3 separate regions of the Homo sapiens genome follow, and regions 1 and 2 are each linked to region 3. Evidence: read pairs that join two places in POLR2A ChIA-PET (ENCODE). Cell type or tissue: OCI-LY7. All regions are shown on one strand. Region 1 overlaps FLNC (filamin C). Region 2 has its middle 82 kb from the start of METTL2B. Region 3 overlaps METTL2B (methyltransferase 2B, tRNA N3-cytidine).

Evidence for each region. Peaks named below come from ENCODE experiments on the same cell type or tissue, not always from the same donor. Only the 100,000 strongest peaks of a DNase experiment are listed, where the experiment ranks them.
Region 1: POLR2A ChIA-PET joins it to region 3 with 5 read pairs; 1 of 35 experiments calls an interaction of 5 or more read pairs at or near these places.
Region 2: POLR2A ChIA-PET joins it to region 3 with 6 read pairs; 3 of 35 experiments call an interaction of 5 or more read pairs at or near these places.

Annotation. Positions count from the first base shown.
Region 1 is chr7:128,837,890-128,845,889 of GRCh38, forward strand. It overlaps FLNC (filamin C), which reads left to right. Exons shown (of 48, transcript NM_001458.5): 6 at 98-175; 7 at 378-540; 8 at 714-914; 9 at 2,134-2,271; 10 at 2,659-2,785; 11 at 2,945-3,081; 12 at 3,281-3,474; 13 at 3,565-3,678; 14 at 4,342-4,485; 15 at 4,686-4,809; 16 at 4,905-5,065; 17 at 5,340-5,430; 18 at 5,519-5,688; 19 at 5,907-6,024; 2 more. Among named protein-coding and RNA genes, the nearest start is that of FLNC, 11 kb to the left of the region's middle. RefSeq lists a silencer at 4,324-4,373 and an enhancer at 4,550-5,054. In OCI-LY7, CTCF peaks have their summits at 4,290 (motif pointing right) and 4,489 (motif pointing right); a DNase peak (open chromatin) is centred at 4,262.
Region 2 is chr7:128,554,339-128,562,338 of GRCh38, forward strand. No RefSeq gene overlaps it. Among named protein-coding and RNA genes, the nearest start is that of METTL2B, 82 kb to the left of the region's middle. In OCI-LY7, no CTCF peak of the experiment used is centred here; no DNase peak of the experiment used is centred here.
Region 3 is chr7:128,503,946-128,511,945 of GRCh38, forward strand. METTL2B (methyltransferase 2B, tRNA N3-cytidine) reads left to right here. Exons shown (of 9, transcript NM_018396.3): 9 at 1-2,657. Among named protein-coding and RNA genes, the nearest start is that of METTL2B, 31 kb to the left of the region's middle. RefSeq lists an enhancer at 2,831-2,920. In OCI-LY7, no CTCF peak of the experiment used is centred here; DNase peaks (open chromatin) are centred at 3,056, 3,646 and 4,156; H3K4me3 peaks cover 1,932 bases; H3K27ac peaks cover 4,230 bases.

The DNA.
Region 1 (8,000 bases), 330 kb after region 3:
CATGGGGGCTGAGTGGGGCTGGGGTGCATAAGGCACTGTGGGGTCAGGAGGGGCTATGGTCATTGGAGAGGCTTCCAATCTTTTTCCTTCCTAATAGGCTAAGGTGGTTCCCAACAATGACAAGGATCGCACCTATGCTGTCTCCTATGTGCCCAAGGTCGCTGGGTTACACAAGGTATCTCCCTCTAGGCCCCCCTGCCTGCGCTGCTCTTCACATCCTTGGTTCCGGCTGCATGGACCCCTCTCTCAGCCTGTACCTCGCGCCTGCCCAGAGCCCCAGCTGCCCGCCTCTCACCCTCCTTGGCCTGGCTGTGCCCCTCTGCCCCCTCTCAGGACTGCTCTCCCCTAGAAGCTAACCTTTGACCTCTGACCCCTAGGTGACCGTGCTCTTTGCTGGCCAGAACATTGAACGCAGTCCCTTTGAGGTGAACGTGGGCATGGCCCTGGGAGATGCCAACAAGGTGTCAGCCCGTGGCCCTGGCCTGGAACCTGTGGGCAATGTGGCCAACAAACCCACCTACTTTGACATCTACACTGCGGGTAGGACGGGCCCCAGGGGGTGCAGGTGGAAAGCCCCTGACCATGTGGGGCTGTGTGGGGGTGGGGGGAGGCTGGGACAGGGATGCCAGCCAGAGGGTGGGCAGCCTCAGGGTGAGGGCACCGGGGCAGCTGTGTGTGTCCAGAGTGGTGCTGACAGCCTCTGTTTTCGGCAGGGGCCGGCACTGGCGATGTTGCTGTGGTGATCGTGGACCCACAGGGCCGGCGGGACACAGTGGAGGTGGCCCTGGAGGACAAGGGTGACAGCACGTTCCGCTGCACATACAGACCTGCCATGGAGGGGCCACATACCGTGCATGTGGCCTTTGCGGGTGCCCCCATCACCCGCAGTCCCTTCCCTGTCCATGTGTCGGAAGGTAAGGGCCCTTCACTGCTCCCCACGGTAGCCCTTACCAAAGCCAGAGGCTTGCAAGGGGCAGGAGGAAGAGCTGGGGCGGGGGTCTGCAGAGACCCCCTCCCTGAGTCCTCCATCCCACCCCCAAGGTGGCTGGAGTTCCTAAGAGCACAGCTGGGAGGCCACAGTGAAGGGTCCCAGAACATGTGCCACCCTGGGAGGGCTGAGCGGAAGTGACGGGGCTGTATGGGTGGGGGCATATCTAGGGAGTACTGCCTGCATGCCAAGCCCTCAGGTGGTGACTGCCCCACTTGTTCTCTCCCTGCACTCAGTGCCCATCGTCCACCAGGCCGAGAGTGATGCCACATTAATGCTCTCCAGTGGAGGCGGGGCCAGGCATGGCCGCAGCTGACTGGCCTCACCTGTGCTGTGTGGCATGGCCCGGGCCGTGTGGAATCGCCCCCCCTTCCTTGGCATTCTGTGGCAGGCCCCAGGTTCCATGCCGTTGTCTGTGTTCTGTGGCAGGTCTAGTGTCTTTGCCACTTGCCTGGTGATTTCTATGATGAAATCTGGGCTCTGAGCCATTGCCTGTGTTCCGTGGTACCCCTTGGGCAGTGCCATCGCCTATGGTCATGGTAGTCCTGGAATATGTGTCGTGTCCTGTTTCGTAGCACCTGTGGGTCCCATGCCATTTTTCTGGATTCTGTGGCAGGCTGAGATTCCCATTCCTTTGCCTGTGTTCCATAGCAAGGCCTGGGCTCATTGCCACTGGCCACGGTCTGTGGTAGGCTGATGTCCACACGTTGCCTGTGTTGTATGGCAGGCTTCGAGTTCTATGAAGTAGCCCTTGTTCTGTGGCATTGCTGGATGTTTTGTGGCATGACTTAGATCCTAAGGTTGCTTTGGTGCCCTGAGAGGCCCAGAGGGCTCTAGATGGATGGCCTTGGGCTGGGTAAAGGGGCCTTCCCTGTCTCTCTGAGCCCACTCTCAGCCCAGGCTCTGCCATGCATTTCCCCAGTGGCACTGGCTCGGAAACTTTCTTGTAACCTGCCTGATCTGGGGCCTGTAGCCAGCTCCAGCCCGGCAGCCCCGGTTGTGCTGGGGACACAAAGGGCTCCAGAGCAGGGCCGTGGGCCACTGCCTGTGCCTGGGAGGGGTTAGAAGGACTGTGCACAGGGAGGTGGGGGCTAGTGGTCCAAGGCCCCTCAGCACCCCCAACCTCCTTTCTCTTCCTCCCCTAGCCTGTAACCCCAACGCCTGCCGCGCCTCTGGGCGAGGCCTGCAGCCCAAGGGTGTTCGCGTGAAAGAGGTGGCTGACTTCAAGGTGTTTACCAAGGGTGCCGGCAGCGGGGAGCTCAAGGTCACGGTCAAGGGGCCAAGTGAGTGCCAGAGCCCAGGGTCGTGAGGGTGGGGCTGGGGGATCATAAGGGAAGTATGGCCAGTGGTTCTGACTCCCAGAGGGCAGTGACAGCCAGCACCACAGCTCCACAGTGACCAGAGGCACCCCAGAATCTCAGGCTCATTGTCTCCTCTCTGCCTCAGTTTCTTGGTCTACAAGCCAGGAATGATTCTCTCCACCCTAAGTGCTATACGGGGTGTTATGCACAGGGATGACAAGTGTTCCCTGCCCTGAGTTGCAGCACTGCTCACTACAGCACTGCCCTCGGGCTGGGTCGGGGTCCCAATGGCTCCTTGAGGGGATTGAGGAGCTGGGACTTCAAGGATATTGATCTGCCTTCTTCCCCACCCTGCCCCCATCTCCTCAGAGGGCACAGAGGAGCCAGTGAAGGTGCGGGAGGCTGGGGATGGTGTGTTCGAGTGCGAGTACTACCCGGTGGTGCCTGGGAAGTATGTGGTGACCATCACGTGGGGCGGCTACGCCATCCCTCGCAGGTGAGTACCTTGCGCCCCCCATGCTGTCCTGTCTAGGCCATCACAGGGAGGGACGAGGGGCACTGGGCTGCGAGGGAGTTTGAGGGGAGATGGAGTTTGGGCTGCGAGGGACTTTGGGGGGCACTTCCTGGCATGGACACCAGCTCCCTCTCTGCCCAGCCCCTTTGAGGTACAGGTGAGCCCAGAGGCAGGAGTGCAAAAGGTCCGGGCCTGGGGTCCTGGTTTGGAGACTGGCCAGGTGGGCAAGTCAGCCGATTTTGTGGTGGAAGCCATTGGCACCGAGGTGGGGACACTGGGTAAGTGGCTGGGGGGCAGGAGGAGGGAGTGCTGCGGGGGAGGGCAGCAGGGGACACTGTGGGTAATGGGTGCAGTGCGCATGCTGGGGAGCGCTGGGGTGAGCAGGGAGATAGGACATGAGGGCAGCTAGAGGGGAGCTGGGGGACGGAAGGGTCTTGCCTGATGCTGGATCCCCGACCCTCCCCCACCTTGCCCCAGGCTTCTCCATCGAGGGGCCCTCACAAGCCAAGATCGAATGTGACGACAAGGGGGATGGCTCCTGCGATGTGCGGTACTGGCCCACGGAGCCTGGGGAGTACGCTGTGCACGTCATCTGTGACGATGAGGACATCCGAGACTCACCCTTCATTGCCCACATCCTGCCCGCCCCACCTGACTGCTTCCCAGATAAGGTGTGGTCCCAGCTCACACACACCTGCCCCGGGGGTGGGGCAAGCTGGTTCTCCTCCCCTCCCCAACTCAGCCTTCTTCCCTCCGCACAGGTGAAGGCCTTTGGGCCTGGCCTGGAGCCTACCGGCTGCATCGTGGACAAGCCCGCTGAGTTCACCATTGATGCTCGTGCAGCTGGCAAGGGAGACCTGAAGCTCTATGCCCAGGTAGGTCATTGTCCAGTCTCTGCTGCCCTTACTACCCATGGCAGGGACCCTGGAAGGCAGGGCCAGGCCAGAGGCAGAGGCCTCCCAGCAGGAAATGACAGCATCACAGAAGATCAGGCAGGACTGATACTCATGGGCCCATCAGTACCATGGAAAATTTTAAATTTTGTGTTTTCTTAACGATGATAACCTAAAAACGTATTTTACCAAAGAGTCATTTTTGTGCTAATTTGTAATTGAAAGATTGTTTCATTGAATAAGACACTGGTTTCCCAAGTCAGTTTCTCAGACTGGTGTCCATTGACCCCTAGAGGTTAATGAACATATTCTTGAGGATCTAAGAGGGTGATTCTTCTTTGAAAGGCTCATGATTCAGTTTTAGGAACATAAATTTAGCCCACACTCTTCCTGTCCAACACATTTCAGAGTTGAGGAAACCTAGGCTGGGAGAGCAAGCCATACAGATGGCCTTGAGTCAGGCTCCCAGGGTGGGCTCTGGCCGCCAGAGCACGTGGCCCTGGGCTCTGGTGGCCTCAGTGGCTGGTGTGGGGGCGGGAGTGCCAGTGTTGGGGGTGGGAAAGGAGGCGCTGGGTTCACCTGCGGCCAGCAGAGGGCGCTCTGCAGAGGCCACAGCTATGAACTTTGCTTGGGTGATGCCCACAGGACGCCGACGGCTGTCCCATCGACATCAAGGTGATCCCCAACGGCGACGGCACCTTCCGCTGCTCCTACGTGCCCACCAAGCCCATTAAGCACACCATCATCATCTCCTGGGGAGGCGTAAACGTGCCCAAGAGCCCCTTCCGGGTGCGTCCTCCCGGCCTGCCCCGTGCCCACCACCAGGGGTCCCTGAGGGAGGGCGGAACCCTCGCTGGAGTCCCTGTTGTCCCTGGGCTCAGGCTGGGACTGAGGCTTGGGCTGGTGCCACTGAGGCTGGGCCGGGTGCGCTGGGCAGGAGGATGAGCCTTGAGGGAGGGCACCACGCTGAGCTGCGACCCCTCCCGCAGGTGAACGTGGGCGAGGGCAGCCACCCCGAGCGGGTAAAGGTGTACGGCCCCGGAGTGGAGAAGACAGGCCTCAAGGCCAATGAGCCCACCTACTTCACGGTGGACTGCAGCGAGGCGGGGCAAGGTGCGCCCAGCCGGAAGGGGTGGGTCTGGGAGGGGGCGGGGGTGAGTCGAGTCGGGGGCTGAGCCCAACTCACAGCAGTGCCCGCTTCTCTGCAGGCGACGTGAGCATCGGCATCAAGTGCGCCCCAGGCGTGGTGGGCCCTGCAGAGGCTGACATTGACTTCGACATCATCAAGAATGACAACGACACCTTCACCGTCAAGTACACGCCACCAGGGGCGGGCCGCTACACCATCATGGTGCTGTTTGCCAACCAGGTACCTAAGCTCCTGGGTACTCACAGCGACATGCACCTGCCAGCTCCAGAAGGCAGCTGGAGATGCTGTCACTGGGAACAGGGAGGGATGATTCCGCAGACATGGTGGAGCCCTACCTGTGTGAGGCAGGGTGCCTCAGAGGAAGCAAAGGGGGCCCTTTTGGAGGCTGCCCCTGTCCATGCTGGGTCCCCTGGGTGTGTCCTGAGCCAGCATCTAGCTGAGAGCAGGGGTGTGTTCCCCTCGAGAGCCCTGACTGAGCCTCCTCCACATCCAGGAGATCCCCGCCAGCCCCTTCCACATCAAGGTGGACCCATCCCACGATGCCAGCAAAGTCAAGGCCGAGGGCCCTGGGCTGAATCGCACAGGTGAGTGTCTGGGCAGGGGCTGGGACTGGCTCGAGGTTGGGGTTAGGTGGCTGCCAGGCCCTCACCACATCTCTGGGTGGGTCCTCAGGTGTGGAAGTCGGGAAGCCCACCCACTTCACGGTGCTGACCAAGGGAGCCGGCAAGGCCAAGCTGGATGTGCAGTTTGCAGGGACAGCCAAGGGCGAGGTTGTGCGGGACTTTGAGATCATAGACAACCATGACTACTCCTACACTGTCAAGTACACCGCTGTCCAGCAGGTGCGCTCTGCCCCTCCCATGCTACCGCCCGGCCGGCCCGCCAGAGCCCTGGGTCTCCCTCCTCCAGTCCCATGGGACCAGTTCTGGATCCTCCACGCCTTTCCTGCCTCCTGCCCTCACTCTCATGGTGGATCTGAGCTTCAGAGCCCATATTCACCACCAGGATGTTGTAGGACCTTGCCTTATATCCAGTTCTGACCTACCATTGTACCCAACAGGGCAACATGGCAGTGACAGTGACTTATGGCGGGGACCCTGTCCCCAAGAGCCCCTTTGTGGTGAATGTGGCACCCCCGCTGGACCTCAGCAAAATCAAAGTTCAGGGCCTTAATAGCAGTAAGTGGGGCAAGAGCCACCCTGGGAGTGAGGGGTATTCGGGTAGGGTGGACCGGAGTCTCCTCATGGTGTCACTTGCCCTCCACGCAGAGGTGGCTGTGGGACAGGAACAAGCATTCTCTGTGAACACACGAGGGGCTGGCGGTCAGGGCCAACTGGATGTGCGGATGACTTCGCCCTCTCGCCGGCCCATCCCCTGCAAGCTGGAGCCAGGCGGTGGAGCGGAAGCCCAGGCTGTGCGCTACATGCCCCCGGAGGAGGGGCCCTACAAGGTGGATATCACCTACGATGGTCACCCGGTGCCTGGCAGCCCGTTTGCTGTGGAGGGTGTCCTGCCCCCTGATCCCTCCAAGGTGAGGAGATAGGAGCTGGTTGGGGCTGGGAGTTGGGGACTTGTTGGGAAGATAGATGAGTCATAGGGGGCAGAGGCCAGAGGGACTTATGTGCCTGGAGTGGGCACAGCCAAGGGTGTGGGGCTGAGGCCAGCCCCACCCCACCACCTGCCTTGGAGACAACTTAGCTATTAAGAGCCTGGCCTTGGAGTCACACCTGGGCTTGAATCCCAGGTCCACTAACTGGGGCAAATTGCTTCATCTCGCTGCCTCAATGTCATCACCTGGGATTGTTATAAGCACTCAGTCCACAGTAGCAGCCACAGTTGGAGGTGATGAGTTGGGTGGGGGCCATGAAGGCTGGGATGAGGAGGCCAGGTGCAGGGAACCCACAACCTGCCTCTTCCCCTAGGTCTGTGCTTATGGCCCGGGTCTCAAGGGTGGACTGGTAGGCACCCCCGCGCCATTCTCCATCGACACCAAGGGGGCTGGCACAGGTGGCCTGGGGCTGACCGTAGAGGGCCCCTGCGAGGCCAAGATCGAGTGCCAGGACAATGGTGATGGCTCATGTGCTGTCAGCTACCTGCCCACGGAGCCTGGCGAGTACACCATCAACATCCTGTTTGCTGAGGCCCACATCCCTGGCTCGCCCTTCAAAGCCACCATTCGGCCTGTGTTTGACCCGAGCAAGGTGCGGGCCAGTGGACCGGGCCTGGAGCGCGGCAAGGTCGGTGAGGCAGCCACCTTCACTGTGGACTGCTCAGAGGCAGGCGAGGCGGAGCTGACCATTGAGATCCTGTCGGATGCCGGGGTCAAGGCCGAGGTGCTGATCCACAACAACGCGGATGGCACCTACCACATCACCTACAGCCCTGCCTTCCCTGGCACCTACACCATTACCATCAAGTATGGCGGGCATCCCGTGCCCAAATTCCCCACCCGTGTCCATGTGCAGCCTGCGGTCGATACCAGTGGCGTCAAGGTCTCAGGGCCTGGTGTTGAGCCACACGGTGAGTGGACAGGAGGAGCCAAGAAAGGTCAAGTGGCAGGTGCAGGAGCTGGGTAGTCCGTGGGAGGGAGGGAAGAAGAGCTGAGAGCTGGAAGAGCAACCTGGGGTGAAGGGAGGGCTCTCGGAGCAGCCCCAGAGTCCTTACTGGCCCAGAAACCCCAGAGAAGGAGTGGAGGGGAAGACCGGGGGTGGAGATTGGCCTCTGCTCTTGTGGCAAAACTGCACCTGCCTCTGGGCGTTTTTCTGGAGAGATCTCTTCTTTCATGTGCTTAAGGGGTACCCTGATCCAAAAAGCTAAAACTCTGCTCTGGACGGGGGCACGGGGAAAGCTTTGGGGTAGAGGATGACAAGAGTCAGAAGACAGTAAGTGGGAATGGGCCATCTGCCAGGGGCCAGACCCTGGCTAGGCATGGGCCACGGCAGAGGGATGCAAGACCCAGGCCCACAGCCTGGTGGGTGACTCAAGTGAACAGAGAATGTCACTACATGGAGAAGGGAGTGAAGGCAGAGGCTGGAGCTCACAGAGGTGCAGGGGAGGGTGTGGGGCCCAGGCTCCGATTAGAGGAGCAGCCTGGGAGTTGGGGAGTGGGAGAGGAGGGGGAGAGGAGGGTGAGAGGAGGGGAAGAGGAGGGGAA
Region 2 (8,000 bases), 50 kb after region 3:
TGAGAAGACACAGCGGTCCTAAATGTATATGCATCCAGTAACAGAGTGGAAGCAAAAACTGACAGTTGAAAGGAGAAATAGACAAATCCACAATTACATTTGGAAATTGCAACATTCTTCCTCAATAACTGATAGAACAAGCAGGCAAAAAATCAGTAAGGTTATAGAAGATTTGGACAGTACTCTCAATGGACTATACTTAATTGACATTTACAGAACACTCTGCCCACATTCTTTTCAAGTGCACATGGAACATTTACCAAAATAGACCATATGCTGGGCTACAAAACACATTTCAACAAATTTAAAAGGATTGAAACGTAGTGTCTACTCTGACTACAATGGAATTAAATTAGAAATGAAAAAGATACCTGGAAAGTCTCCAAATATTTGAAAGTGAAATAACATACTTCAAAATAACCTTTGGGTCAAAGAACTCACAAAGGAAATTAGAAAATATTCATAACTAAATGAAAATGAAAACACAATATATCAAAATTTGTGAGATACTAGAAAATATTTGTGGGCCGGGCGCGGTGGCTCATGCCTGTAATCCCAGCACTTTGGGAGGCCGAGGTGGGCGGATCACGAGGTCAGGAGATCGAGACCATCCTGGCTAACATGGTGAAACCCCATCTCTACTAAATATACAAAAAATTAGCCGGGCGTGGTGGCAGGTGCCTGTAGTCCCAGCTACTCGGGAGGCTGAGGCAGGAGAATGGTGTGAACCTGGGAGGCGGAACTTGCAGTGAGCCAAGATCGCGCCACTGCACTCCAGCCTGGGTGACAAAGCAAGACTCCGTCTCAAAAGAAAAAAAAGAAAATATTTGTAATTAAATGAAAATGAAAACACAGTATATCAAAATTTGTGGGATACAGCTAATACAGTGCTTTAGAAGGAAACTTCAGCTTTAAAAGAAAGGTCTAAAATCAGTGACCTAACATTCTGCCTTAATAGAAAGAGAAATCTAAATAGAAGAGAAATAATAAAGAGCTAAAGTAAATGAGATAGAAAACAAGGCCGGGTGAGGTGGCTCACTCCTGTAATCCCAGCACTCTGGTTGGCCAAGGTGGGCGGATTGCTTGAGTCTAGGAGTTTGAGACCAGCCTGGGCAATATAGCAAAATACAAAAATACTAAAATACAAAAATACTGGAAGAAAAAACAAATGAAAAAAAAAAAGAAAGAAAGAATGAGAATCTGAATAACCCCATATTTATTACAGAAATTGGATTAAAAATCTTCCCACAAAGCCAGGCACGGTGACTCATGGCTCTAGTCCTAGCACTTTGGGAAGCTAAGGCAGGAGGATCACTTGAGCCCAGGAGTTTGAGACCAGCCTGGGCAATATAGCGAGACTCATCTCTACAAAAAATATAAATGAATAAAAATTAGTCAGGTGTGGTGGTGCACGCCTGTGGTCCCAGCTACTTGAGAGACTGAGTTGGGAGGACTGCCTGAACCCAGGAGGTTGAGGCTGGAATGCAGTGGCACAATCACTGTCACAAACAAACAATCAAACAAAGTCTTCCTAAAAAGAAGAATCCAGACCTACATGGCTTTGTTGGTAAATTCTATCAAACATTTAAGGAAAAAATACCAATTTTTTTTTTTTTAACAAATTTCACAAGACATTTATGAGGCCAGCATTACCTTGATACCAAACCAGACCAAGACATTAGGAAAAAAGAAAACTGTAGCTCAGTATCCCTCAATATATATACAGAAATAATTAACAAAATATTAGAAAATTGAATCTAGCAGTGAATAAAAACATAACTAATTGGATTATCCCAGTTGCAAAGTTGATTTAGCATTAGAATTCATTGTAATTCACCATATTAATAGAATAAAGGAGAAAAGCTAAGTGGCTTTGTAATAGTTACCCAAAAAGCATTTGACAAACTTTTAACACTATTTGTGATAAAAGCTCTCAGCTAACTAGGAATAGAAGGGAACTTCTTTAATCTGATAAAAGGCATTTATGAAAAATATATAAGTAACATCATACTTATGGTAAAAGAATGAATGCTTTCTATATAATACTCCAAACAAGTCAATGATAATTGTTTTCGCAACCTCTATTAAACGTTCCAAAGGTCCTAGCCAATGAAATAAGACAAGTAAAAGGAATAATCTTACAGATTACAAAGTAAAAGTAAAACTATTTATTCTTTAGATGTCATGATTGTACACATAGAAAGCCCTAAGTAAGCTATAAAAAAGCTACTAGAATTTAAGTTTAGCTAGAATATAAATCAATTTGGAAGATCTAGTTGTATTTCTCATACTAGCAATGAACAATTGGCAGTTGAAGTAAAAGCAAAAAAAAAAAAAGCAAATCATTTATAATAGCATCAAATAATGTGCAATGTTAAAACATTCCCCAAGAACAGAAGAAATTATTTTATATTCTTGTTTCATGGATGAAGGCATTCAGGTGCAGAGGATTAAAGAACATTAATTTGTTCATAAGCATGTCTTTATAAACATCTATGTAGTAGATACTGTGCTAGGGATATAGTAGTAAATAAAAACATTGACCCGTGCCCTCATAAAATTTATAATCTAATGGAAATTGAAAGGAGAAATAAATGTAGGGCCTCAGTTTCCGGCTTTGGCTTAACTTTTTTTTTTTTTTTTGAGACGGAGTCTTGCTCTCTCGCCCAGGCTGGAGTGCTGTGGCGCGATCTTGGCTCACGGCAAGCTCCGCCTCCCAGGTTCACGCCATTCTCCTGCCTCAGCCTCCCCAGCAGCTGGGACTACAGGCACATGCCGCCACGCCTGGCTAATTTTTCTATTTTTAGTAGAGACGGGGTTTCACTGTGTTAGCCAGGATAGTCTTGATCTCCTGACCCTGTGATCCGCCCGCCTTGGCCTCCCAAAGTGCTGGAATTACAGGTGTGAGCCACCGCACCGGGCCTGGCTTAACATTTTTTATTTAGATGAGTGGTTCAAAGCTTTTACTTTTTAGTGATAACTTTTTTTTTTTTTTTTTTGAGACAGAGTCTCACTCTGTCACTTAGGCTGGAGTGCTGTTGCACAATCTCAGCCCACTGCAACCTCTGCCTCCCGGGTTCAGGTGATTCTCATGCCTCAGCCACCCTAGTTGCTGGGATTATGGACGTGTGCCACCATGCCTGGCTAATTTTTGTGTTTTTAGGAGAGATGGGGTTTTGCCATGTTGGCCAGGCTGCTCTTAAACTCCTGGTCTCATGTGATCCTCCTGCCCCAGTCTCCCAAAGTGCTGGGATTACAGGCATGAGCCACAGCACCTGGCCTAGTTATATCTTTTTTTTTTTTTTTTTTTTTGAGACAGAGTTTCCCTCTTGTTGCCCAGGCTGGAGTGTAATGGCGTGATCTCAGCTCACTGCAGCCTCCCCCTCCCAGGTTCAAGCGATTCTCCTGCCTCAGCCTCCGGAGTAGCTGGGATTACAGGCATGTGCCACCACCCCAGCTGATTTTTTTTTTTTTTTTTTGTATTTTTAGTAGAGATGGGGTTTCTCCATGTTGGTCAGGCTGGTCCGGAACTCCCGACCTCAGGTGATCCACCCGCCTCAGCCTCCCAAAGTGCTGGGATTATAGGCGTGAGCCACCACGCTCGGCCAGTTATATCTTAAATATTGTGACTTGTTGAATAATTTGGCCCCCATGAGTGGCAAGTTATTTTGTTGTAATACATGCTTGGTAGTTCATAGGGTGGTTGAAACTGGTTGGTTGGTTAAAATTTCATGTTAAGGATGGTCCATGCAGGACTCCCATATAGGGGAAAAGAAGTAACTAATAATCTTCATTGAGCACCAACTATATTTCAGGCACTGTATTACCCTCATCCCCAACATATAGTACTGTTTTATTTAATCCTTGAAACATCCATAAAGTAGGTGGTTTTTACTCTTGAAATCCACAGATTTCAAGAAGAGCTAATAGAACTTCAGTGATTTGCCCAGTTTCATACAGTGGTTCAGAGATTTAGTCCCACACCTATTTGACTTTAAACTGTCAGGACCAACTGTTCTCTGTTGATCATACCCTTGGACCATCCCATGTGTTCCTAGTCAGGAGGAAATGCAAGTAAATGAGATTAATTTTTTAGGCAGGGCATGGTGGCTCATGCCTATAATCTCTGCACTTTGGGAGGCCAAGGTGGGTGGATCTGTAGAGCCCAGGAGTTTGAGACCAGCCAGGGCAACATAGTAGGACCCCACCTCTACCAAAAAATTAAATTTAAAAAAGCCGGGCATGGCAGCATGAACTTGTAGTCTCAGCTACTTGGGAGGTGGGAGGATTGCTTGAGCCTGGGAGGTTGAGGCTGCCAGTGAGCTGTGATGGCACCACTGCACTGAGCCTGGGCGACAGAGCGAGACCTTATCTTTAAAAAATGTATGTATATAGTGCTAATTTTGAGTCTATTTTATTATTTATTATTTTGAGACTGAGTCTCACTCTGTCACCCAGGCTGGAGTATAGTGGCGTGATCTTGGCTTACTGCAACCTCCGCCTCGCAGTTTCAAGTGATTCTTCTTCCTTAGCCACCTGAATAGCTGGGACTACAGGCGTGCGCCACCATGCCTGGCTAATTTTGGAAGTCTTAGTAGAGACAGGGTGTTGTTGTGCTGCCCAGGTCTCGAGCTCCTGACCTCAAGTGATCCACTTGACTCAGCCTCCCAGAGTGTTGGAATTACAGGTGTGAGCCACTCTGCCTGGCCGTGATTTTATTTTAAAAGTATGTCACTCACAAGAAAAAACACTGTCAGGATTTCTTGTGATGCACCTCACAGCTGATATGTCAAAATGCCAGTTTTATTTCTCATTTTAAAATTTTGTTTTAGAGGCAGGATCTTGCTCTCTTGCCCAGACTAAAGTGCAGTGGTGCAGTCATAGCTCACTGCTAGCTCATTGCTGCCTCAAACTCCTGGACTTAAGTGATCCTCACAACTCAGCCTTGCAAGAAGTGAAGACTACAGTCATGCACTACCATACCCAGCTTTTTTTTTTTTTTTTTTTTTTTTTTTTTTTTTTTTTTAGTGGAGACCGGGTCTCACCGCATTGCTCAAGCTGTCTTGAAGTCCTGGCCTCAAGTGGTCCTCCCGCCTTAGACTCCCGAAGTGTTGGGATTACAGGCATGAGCCACCACATGCAGCTCAAGACACCAGTTGTTTTTTTCTTCTTTTTTTCTATTTTTTGTTTTTATTTTTGAGACACCATTTAAAAAATGCTTTTAATACACTTTGTTTTCAAATTTTTTTGAGACATATTCTTGCTGTGTCACCCAGAATGTTGGGTGGAATGTTGACTCCTGCATCTTATTATTATACCAATTCCAGGCTGGAGTGCAGTGGTGCGATCAGGGCTCACTGCAACCTCTATCTCTTGGGCTCAATTGATCTTCCTACCTCAGCCTCCTTAGTAGCTGGGACTACGGGTGCATGCCATCATGCCTGGCTAATTATTTATTTATTTTTGTAGAGATGGGGTTTTGCCATGTTGCTCAGGCTGGTCTCAAACTCCTGGGCTCAAGTGATCCTCCTGCCTCGGCCTCCCGAAGTGCTGGGATTACAGGTGTGAGCCTCCGCACCCAGTCAATACACTTTAATCCAAGTCAGTGTCTATTTAAATTGTAAGTTAGTTTAACTCTGAACCATGAGCCTGTACCTTGGAAATATGTAATTTAGAGTCATAAGTAACAGTTATCTAGCTGAGAGTCATATGTGGGTTATACCAAATGTACTGCCATCATGTGATTATAGGTTAGTAGTGTAATTTTTGGAATTGGTAGGTCACAGATGAGATTGCTATGGCTTGGTGGAAAGCTCTCCGAACTGTCTTCTCCAGGCAGATAGGTAGAACCTGGAACCAGTGCTAGGACGTGTGTGTATGTAGGAGGTAGTCATTGGTGATATGAACTTAAAGTTGCTATCTTAACTTCTGGGCCTTGAAGGAAGGCCATATTAGTGATGTCTGCTTAGTTCTTTATAGTAAACTTGTTAACGCTTGTGCCACAGTCAAGAACCAGAACTGGAATGTTGACTCCTGCATCATCTTACACCAGTTCCAGTAGGAATTTTGTTATACAGTTTCTACTGGAGATGGCAGTGGGATTTTTTTTCTTTTTTTTCCTCATATGTGAAGTAATAGTCTCTTCACAACAGAAGAAGCCACAAAACTAAACTTATTGGTCACTGAATTTTCTTCAAGGTTACGTACCTCTTTGGTATTTTAAATCTAGATTATGTTGATTTTTATATTTTTGTTCTCATTTTTCTATTTCTTTGTTTTCTTTACTGTGAATGTGCTCCAGGATTTTGTACAGAGCTTCTAGTTTCTGTCTGTAATTTAAATATTGAATTTGTTCTCGATAAAAGAGAACTTTTTAGCATAAAGAGAAAGCTAAAAACATAGATTATAGGCCCCATAATGAAATATATAGTAGTTGCATATGGCTATTGCTTCTATGTGTATTGGAATTGTACTGTTTTCTCTTAGGATTTGTTTTTTCTTTAATGATTAATTTCCAGTTATATAAAGAATGTTTGCATACTTTTATAATAATGAGAACTGTAATAGCTCATTTTCCGCTCAGCAGATGATTTTGGAGATCTACCAGGTAGATGTTGATACATACAGACCTAGTTTGGGTCATTGTTCTTTAAATAATCATCCTGTAAACACATTTATTTACAGTGTTTTGTCACTTATTGAAAGTGGGTTTTTTTTTTTGGCGGGGCGCAGTGAGTCACATCTGTAATCCCAGCACTTAGGGAGGCTGAGGCAGGAGAATCACTTGAACCCAGGAGGTGGAGGTTGCGGTGAGCCGAGATTGTGCCATTGTACTGCAGCCTGGGCAAAAGAGCAAAACTCTGTCTCAAAAGAAAAAAAAAAGGTAAACTTTTTTTCACTTGACCTAGAACTCTTCTGTTTATACACATCAAGTAAGAACTTAACAGATTTCACATCTGTTTCACTTCTAGGAATGTTGTAAGGTCTCTGGGAGTCAAACTATTTTGATTGCTATTTTGACTCTGGTATGGTGTGAAAAGGTAGTACTACTAGTGACTAAAATAAAAAGCATAGAGACCTTTAGTTTTTTTAAATGGCGTTATCTTCTTTACTGGAGTTTGACTTTGTTGGCAGCTATGCTTCTTTATACCTAGGCAGGCTTAACTTTTGTCTTCTGTTCTCAGTCCCTTTTAAGCAGCCAATTTGGTCTAAGGAGGAAATGAAAACTTCAGAAACTCAGTAAATGTTGACATTTAAACATTTACAGGAGTGAAAGATTAACCTATGGTCTCTACAAATTTTTCTTAGTTTATATGAGCCTCCTTCGTGGTGCTAAAGGGCTGGTAGTCAACATTTGCATCTTAACCTCAGTGTTCATGGATTTATAATTTATCCACAGAATTTTCTCTAGGCTTGTAACTAAAGTATTTTTTAAGATCCCCCTAGAAAAAAAAGTACATTTTAAGTATATTAGAAACATGTTTTATTTTTGCAAACTGTACTCTTTTAAAAACAAGAAACTTGACTCTTGTTCATCTTCTAAACTGTCCATTTGATTTTTTTACTTAGAAAATTATTATCAGCAGGAGACGGGAGGTAGTTTAAATGTTGTCATAGACAATAGAACTTTTATGGAGAGATCTTATCAAAATTAGTTTTGATTTAACAAATCAGACTAGTTAAATTTCTTTAAATTTGTGAAATTAAGAAATTTAAACTAGTAAATTAAAAAAATTTCCTGGTTTTTTTTTTTTTTGAGTCTGTGGGTGGCTCTTTTAAAGGATAATTTTCCCTCCCAAGTGATATGGATATTAGTAAGCATTCTCCCAGATAGCTATTATATAGCAAATGACAAGTAACAGACTATTTTACTAAGAAAATAAGATAAAATGCCACATAGTTAAACTTAAATAATGTGGACAAAGAAGCATTTAATGTACAAGAGTATGAATTTACCATTCAATTTATGGTTTTAGGAAAACTAGAAAAGAGGAGGAAAA
Region 3 (8,000 bases):
TGAGATGGTGCCATTGCACTCCAGCCTGGGCGACAAGAGCGAAACTGCATCTCAAAAACAAAGATGCCTAGCTTTCACCTTGTTGATGTTTTTCTAAATTTTGGAATAATAAATTTATATAGGAATACTGCAAGAATAGTCCATTTTTTTCTGATGTCCCAACATCAGCAAATATATTACCAAATATATCCATCACAAGTAGGAATACATGGAAACATTAATGCCAGCCACTAACCATTCATGTTTACCCAGTAGTCCCAATAATAGCTTTGTCACACAAAAACATGATTATGTTGGCTGGGCACAGTGGCTCCTGTAATCTTAGCATTTTGGGAGCCCAAGGCAGGAGGATGACTTGAGGCCAGGAGTTCAAGACCAGGCTGGGTAATGTAGCAAGACCCTGACTTTTTTTTTTTTTTTTTTTGAGATGGAGTTTCGCTCTTGTTGCCCAGGCTGGAGTACAATGGCACGATCTCGGCTCACTGCAATCTCCACCTCCCAAGTTTAAGTGATTCTCCTGCCTCAGCCTCCCAAGTAGCTGGAATTACAGGCATGCAGCACCATTCCCAGCTAAATTTTTTGTATTTTTAGTAGAGACAAGGTTTCTCCATGTTGGTCAGGCTGATCTCGAACTCCCGACCTCAGGTGATCTGCCCGCCTCAGCCTCCCAAAGTGCTGGGATTACAGGCGTGAGCCACCACGCCCGGCCAAGACCCTGACTTTTTAAAAAATGTTAAACATAGGCCGGGTGCAGTGGCTCACGCCTGTAATCCCAGCACTTTGGGAGGCCGAGGTGGGCGGATCATTTGAGGTCAGGAGTTCGAGACCAGCCTGGCCAACTTAATGAAACCCCATCTCTGCTAACAATACAGACCAGGCATGGTGGCTCACACCTGTAATCCCAGCACTTTGAGAGACCGAGGCAGGTGGATCACCTGAGGTCGGGAGTTCGAGACCAGCCTGACCAACATGGAGAAACCCCGTCTCTACTAAAAATACAAAATAGCCAGGTGTGATGGCGCATGCCTGTAACCCCATCTACTTGGAAGGCTGAGGCAGGAGAATCACTTGAATCTGGGAGGCAGAGGTTGCAGTGAGCCGAGATGGCGCCATTGCACTCCAGCCTGGGCAACAAGAGTGAAACTCCGTCTCAAAAAAAAAAAAAAAAAAAAATTAGCTGGGCATGGTGGTGGGCGCCTGTAATCCCAGCTATCTGGGAGGCTGAGTCTAGAGAATCATTTGAACCTGGGAGGCGGAGGTTGCAGTGAGCCGAGATCGCACCATTGCACTCCAGCCTGGGCAACAGTGAGACTCCGTCTCAAAATAAAAAAACAAAAAAAATGTAAAAAATAAATAATTGTATTGAATTTATTAGTTGTGTCTCAGTCTCCTTCAGTCTACAGTTTAGGCTTGCTTTTGCACCTTTGCATTTTAAGGTAAGAGGCTATTGTGTAAACTCGAATTGGGTTTGTTGGTGTTTCTTCATGATTTGGTTCAGGCTCTGCATTTTGGGCAGGAATATTCAGAGGTGATGCTGTGTTCCTCCCATAGGATCGTATCAGGCGACACATGATTATGAATTTCCCCATTATTGGTGATGTCACTTAGTTGTGTTGTCTGCCAGGTTCTGCCACTGTAAAGTTAATAAGTATTTTGTAGGGAAGTGCTTTGAGACTAAATATCCTGTTCCTCATCAAACTTCTACCCCCTAGTTTCAGTATCTATTGCTGTTTTTTGTCTGAATAACTATGATAGTTGCCAAATAGTGGTTTCTGATCCTTCCATTCCTTCTACACTGATTGGTTGGTATTTTGTACAGAAAAGCTTTCTCATATCTGATTTACTTGTCTCAATATGGACCCATGGGTATTTGAGTTTCTTGTGGGGTTATTTGTTGTTGTTTTTGAGACAGGCTCACCCAGGCTGGAGTGCAGCAGCACGATCACTGCTTACTGCTTACTGCAGCCTCGACCTCCCATGCTCAAGTGATTCTCCCACCCCAGCCTCCCAAGTAGATGGGACTACAGGCATGTGCCACCAAGCCTAATTTTTGTATTTTTTGTAGAGACAGGGTTTCACCATGTGTCCCAGGCTGGTCTTGAGCTCCTGAGCTCAAGCAATCCTCCCACCTCGGCCTCCCAAAGTGCTGGGATGAGCCACCGTGACTGGCCCCACTTAATGGGTTTTCAGAGGTGGGAGCAAAGAATGAAGGGAGGAAGAGAGCTCCCATCTTTTCCATTACCGTATTTACTTAAAACTGGAAAAAACTGAATCACTGGGATGGTATTTCATTTATCTTTTGAAATGAAGAATAGATACATTAATTTAAATGATTCTCTAAAGACTGTCCTTCAGCATCCCTAAAGCATTGCAAAACTATAGGCACAGTTTTTATTTTATCTTTCTGGCACCTGGTTTGGGCTTTGGCTTAGATTAAAAAGACGAGCCTTCTCCTGCCCCTGCTCCCTTTTATTCCCTGCCATCTGCTAAGCTCGACTTTTTATCTCTCAGGCCAAATTTGACTCTGTAAGGGACTTTGCATAACGTTTCATCCTCAGAATCGCTAATGATGGGCAGAGGACTGTTACATGTGTTGGGAGGGATTAAAGTATATGACCTCAGTGCCACTTAAAAAATAAATACTGTCTCAACTATCAGTCTGGCTCTGAATGGTATCTCTTAATATGCTTAATGCAAGAATGGTGGGTCGGGCGTGGTGGCTCACGCTTGTAATCCCAGCACTTTGGGAGGCTGTGGCAGGCGGATCACCTGAGGTCAGGAGTTTGAGACCAGCCTGGCCAACATGGCAGAACCCATCTCTACTAAAAATAAAAAAAATTTAGCCAGGCATGGTGGTGGGAGCCTGTAATCCCAGCTACTGGGGAGGCTGAGGTAGAAGAATTGCTTGAACCCGGGAGGCGGAGGTTGCAGTGAGCAGAGATTGCCCTCCAGCCTGGGTGACAGAGCAAGACTCCATCTCAAAAAAAAAAAAAAAAAAAAAAGAAAGGTGCTATGTGGGGCTGGAAGGTGGCTCCAGGTGTGAAGCTGCTCAGGAAGTTGTGTGGTTTCAATGTGAATCTAACAGAGAAGTGTTTCTGAAACTGATTTACCTTCCTAAGTAGTGTTAATTAGGGTGAGGAGATAAATTCAATGTTGTTTGAAAAATGAGAGACAGTTTGAGACAGATGCACTGGAGCTATTGGAGTGAAACCATGTTCCTGAAGGCAGCGATCACCCTGAAAGTGGGTTTTGCACTGTGAAAGGGATTCATCTCCCGGTCTTGCAGGATTCATGTAGAGCCTGGCCTCTGTTAATGCTATCAAACCTATGTACAATGGGTCGGCCACTTCTTTTCATATAAGTTCATATTCTCTTGGGTTCTGGTTGGAAAATTAGGCCTTGGAAACTTAGTGAGAAAGGGAAAATCTAACGTGCTAAGCCATCCTACTTGGATGTAATTGATTCCTATCTTTGCTTAAATACATACTTTAGTAGGAGTAAGGAGTTCTGTCTGTGGCTTAAAAGATGAGCTCAGGACAAGCAGTTTCTTTCAGTCTGTTCACAAAGGCCTGTTCTTTGGTTTGTGGCTGCAGCTGCTATTTTCAGAGCCTGGCTGCGTTGATGCATTGCAGATTTGTGCGTGCTTCCTAATTTGGTCTACAGGTTGTGATTTGGGAACCCTGGTTAAGAGGTAGAAGAAGTGCTCATGGTGAATTTCCCAGGTGAAAACACTGAAACATTGCATCATGACTGCTTCATTTTATTTAAATAAGTGTCTTGGCTCAAGGTTGGACATTGTCTCTGTAGCCAGTGAAACACACTCCATGACCAGGTTTCAGGACAAATCACCACAGTCCGATTTAATACCCCACTGGGGACCCTGAGACACCGTAGCCTTGACTCCAGCCTCAAGCTTGGCATCTTTACCCACAGATGAGCCTCACACTGCCTTCATTCATTCATTCTCTACTTCCATTCTCTGAATTTGGATTTTGCCATTAAAATTTAATGTTATAGCCAGGTGTGATGGCTCACACCTGTAATCCCAGCACTTTGGGAGGCCAAGATGGGAGGATCGCTTGAGTCCAGGAGTTCAACACCAGCCTGGGTAACATAGCAGCATCCTGTTCATACAAAAAAATAAAAAATTAGCCAGGCGTGGTGGTGCCTGTGTGTAGTCCTAGCTACTCAGGTGGCTGAGGTGAGAGGATCGCTTGAGCCCAGAAGTTCAAGGCTTCAGTGAGCTGTGATCACACCACTGCTGGGTGACACAGCAAGACTCTGTCTCAAAAAAGAAAAGAAAAGAGAGAGAGATAGAAAGGAAAGAAGGAAGGAGAGAGGGAGAGAGAACGAAGGAAAGGTAAGAAAGAAAAAGAAAAGTAGCCGAGTGTGGTGACCCATGCCTGTAATCCCAGCTACTGGGGGAGCCGAGGCAGGAGAATCGCTTGAACCCAGGAGGCTGAGGTTTCAGTGAGCCAAGATCACGCCACTGCACTTCAGCCTGGGTGACAGAATGAGACTCCTTCAAAAAAAAAAGAGAGAGAAAGGGAAGAAGGAAAGAAAAAAAAAAAGAAGGAAAGGAGGGAGGGAGGAACATTTATCAGCAGTGGCACACTTGAGAAACCCTCCAAGGGTGAGCAGAATGGCGAGGGCCCTGAAGAGCCCTGCTACTGACAAGCCCCTGTCACCCTCTTCAGCCTTGCTTCTGATTACCCCTCAATTTTTGTGGGCGATTAAGGCCGACATTCAATCGAGCTCATTAAATTATGAGTTTCTGACACGGTGCGGTGGCTCATGCCTGTAATCCCTTTGGAGGCCAAGACAGGTGGATACCTTGAGGTCAGGAATTCGAGACCAGCCTGGCCAACATGGTGAAACCCTGTCTCTACTGAAAATTAGCCAGGTGTGATGGTGAGTGCCTGTAATCCCAGCTACTTGGGAAGCTGGGGCAAGAGAATCACTTGAACCCGGGAGGCGGAGGTTACAATGAGCTGAGATCCTGCCATTGCACTCCAGCCTGAGTGACAAGAGCAAAACTCTGCCTCAAAAAATAATAAAAAAGGCCAGGCACGGTGGGTCACACCTGTAATCCCAGTACTTTGGGGGTCCAAAGCAGGCAGATCACCTGAGGTCAGGAGTTCAAGACCAGCCTGGACACCATGGTGAAACCCCATCTCTACTGAAAATACAAAAATTAGCTGGGCATAGTGACGCGCATCTGTAATCCCAGCTACTCGGGAGACTGAGGCAGGAGAACAGCTTCAACCTGGAAGGTGGAGGTTACAGTGAGCCGAGATCAAGCCATTGTGTTCCAGTCTGAGTGACAAGAGTGAGACTCCATCTCAAATAAATAAATAAATAAATAAATTGTGAATTTCTTGGGGGACCGTTGTATTCTAAACACAGCAGACTACCAAAGCCCCTGGCCCATGGTCAGTGCCCAGTAAGTGGGGACTGAATGCCTGAATAGCTTCTTCCTACCCTGCCCACTGCCCCCTACCACTGCACAGACACCCCGGATACACAGTTTGTATTTAACTTAAAAACAAAATCATACAAGGTTGCAACTATCAACAGCTCAAGGTGGCTTAAACAAAAAACAACAGTAGAAGGGCACAGGGCGCCTCCTGGACCCCACGCTGGGAGGTGTGTGGTTGCCCGGTTGCCCTCACTCCTGCAGCCTCTTTAAGGACCACTTCTCTGCTCCTTAGTGCACTTGTGGGAGGCAGCTGTAACCAAGCTCCTGAGGTTTGATGTCTCTGTAAAATGGGTGTGCAGCATGTGCGTGTGTGTGTGTCTAGGCAGCCAGTTCCCACAATGGCAGGCAGAATCCCCAAAAAGGCATCCGTAAGAGCATGATTTCCTAGACTTCAGCTGGTTTATTTCATCTTCCCAAATATTGATATCCGAGTAGACCATTATGGAATCCTTTTACATTATATTTTTGGCCAGGCGCAGTGGCTCACACCTGTAATCCCAGCACTTTGGAGGCCAAAGCAGGCATATCACCTGAGGCCAGACCAGCCTGGCCAACACAGTGAAACCCCATCTCTACTAAAAAAAAAAAATATACAAAAATCAGCTGGGGGTGGTGGTGCTTGCCTGTAGTCCCAGCTACTCAGGAGGCTGAGGCAGGAGAATCACTTGAACCCAGGAGGCGGAGGTTGCAGTGAGATTGTGCCACTGCACTCCAGCCTGAGTGACAGAGTGGGACTCTATCTCAAAAAACAGAATTTTTTTAAAAAAATTTATATTTTTACTTAAATGTGTTTATTTATTTGTTTTTATTATTATTTTTTGAGATGGAGTCTTGCTCTTGTCACCCAGGCTGGAGTGCAGTAGCATGATCTCGGCTCACTGCAACCTCCGCCTCCCAGTTCAAGTGATTCTCCTGCCTCAGCCTCTAGAGTAGCTGGGACTACAGGTGCGTGCCACCACGCCCGGCTAATTTTTTGTATTTTTAGTAGAGACAGGGTTTCACCATGTTGGCCAGGATGGTCTCAATCTCTTGATCTTGTGATCTGCCCACCTCAGCCTCCCGAAGTGCTGGGATTACAAGCGTGAGCCACTGTGCCCGGCCTTAAATTTATTTTTAAGGGATTTTTTAAAAATCACTGCTATAAAGGTAAAGTAAGTATTAGTTGCCATGAACTAAAAGTATTTTTGGGCCATGTGCAGTGGCTAACCCCTGTAATCTTAACGCTTTGGGGGGCCGAGGTGTGAGGATCACTTGAACCCAGGGTGGCTTAAACCATTTGAGGAGTTTGAGGCAAGCCTGGGCAAGATAGTGAGGCCCCATCTCTATTTAAAAATAAATAAATAAATAAAAATAAAAATGTATTTTAAAGATCAATACAATGAAAACAAAACAATACCTTAAGTTCCAGTTGGATGCCTTTGGGGCCAAAGACTTGGAGCACTAGGTCTGGAAACAGGAGTGAACACATCAGTCACACCTTTCCTGGAGCTGTCAAATTTGGACGAGGAGATTCCAACAATAAACCCATAAATCCTCTAACACGTGGGCATGTGCCAGGAAGAACCAAGCAAGCTAGGGAAAATAGAGAGGTGGCAGGGATCAGGAAAAAGGCACACTCTGAGGTTGGGAGTGGGGACAAGGAAGGCCTCCTGGAGAAGGTCACATCTCTCATGGAACATCTTCTCTGTGGAAGGAACAGCCAGTGCAAAGGCCTGAGGCTCATGGTGGATTCTCCACCCACCCAGTGTGGGGAACGCTGCATCATGAATCTTAAGCTTGGTACCATTGCTCACTCTCGTAATGAATGTATCTGCCTCAAGCACATTTTTTTTTTTTCAGACAGAGTCTCGCTCTGTCACCCAGGCTGGAGTGCAGTGGTGCAATCTCAGCTCACTGCAGCCTCAACCTCCTGGGTTCAAGCAATTCTCGTGCCTCAGCCTCCCTAGTAGCTGGGATTACAGGCATGCGCTACCACACTTGGCTAATTTTTTTGTATTTTTTGTAGAGACAGGGTTTGGCCATGCTGGCCATGCTGGTCTCAAACCCCTGGCCTCAAGTGATCCTCCTGCCTTGGCCTCCCAAAGTGCTTGGATTACAGGCCTGAGCCACCACACTCAGCCCTAGTACTACCCAAGTGCATTAGGTGCGGAGAAATGAGTGAGAATGATTGCCGGCTTCCAATCAACCCTCGTGTGCAGGGTCTGGATTCTTCTCAGTTCATTTAGGAACTGTTAAAGCTGTGAGGTCAGCCCCGCTCACAAGGGTCTGGATTATACAGCAAGATTATTTTGCTCTTCTTTTTCCCCACGCCACTAATCGTGCTCCTAAAGCAAGATTATTGATCTGTAATCTGAAACGTAACTGACAAGCTGAGGGGATCTCCCCAGGAAGGGAAGCTACTTGAGAAACTGAATTTAGATCAGAAGTTGATTGTTCAGAATACAACTGAGCCCAGAGATTGGATGGCACCAAGGGAGGTTTCTGTCAAGCCGTCCCGTTCCGAGATGCCCCATCGCACCAA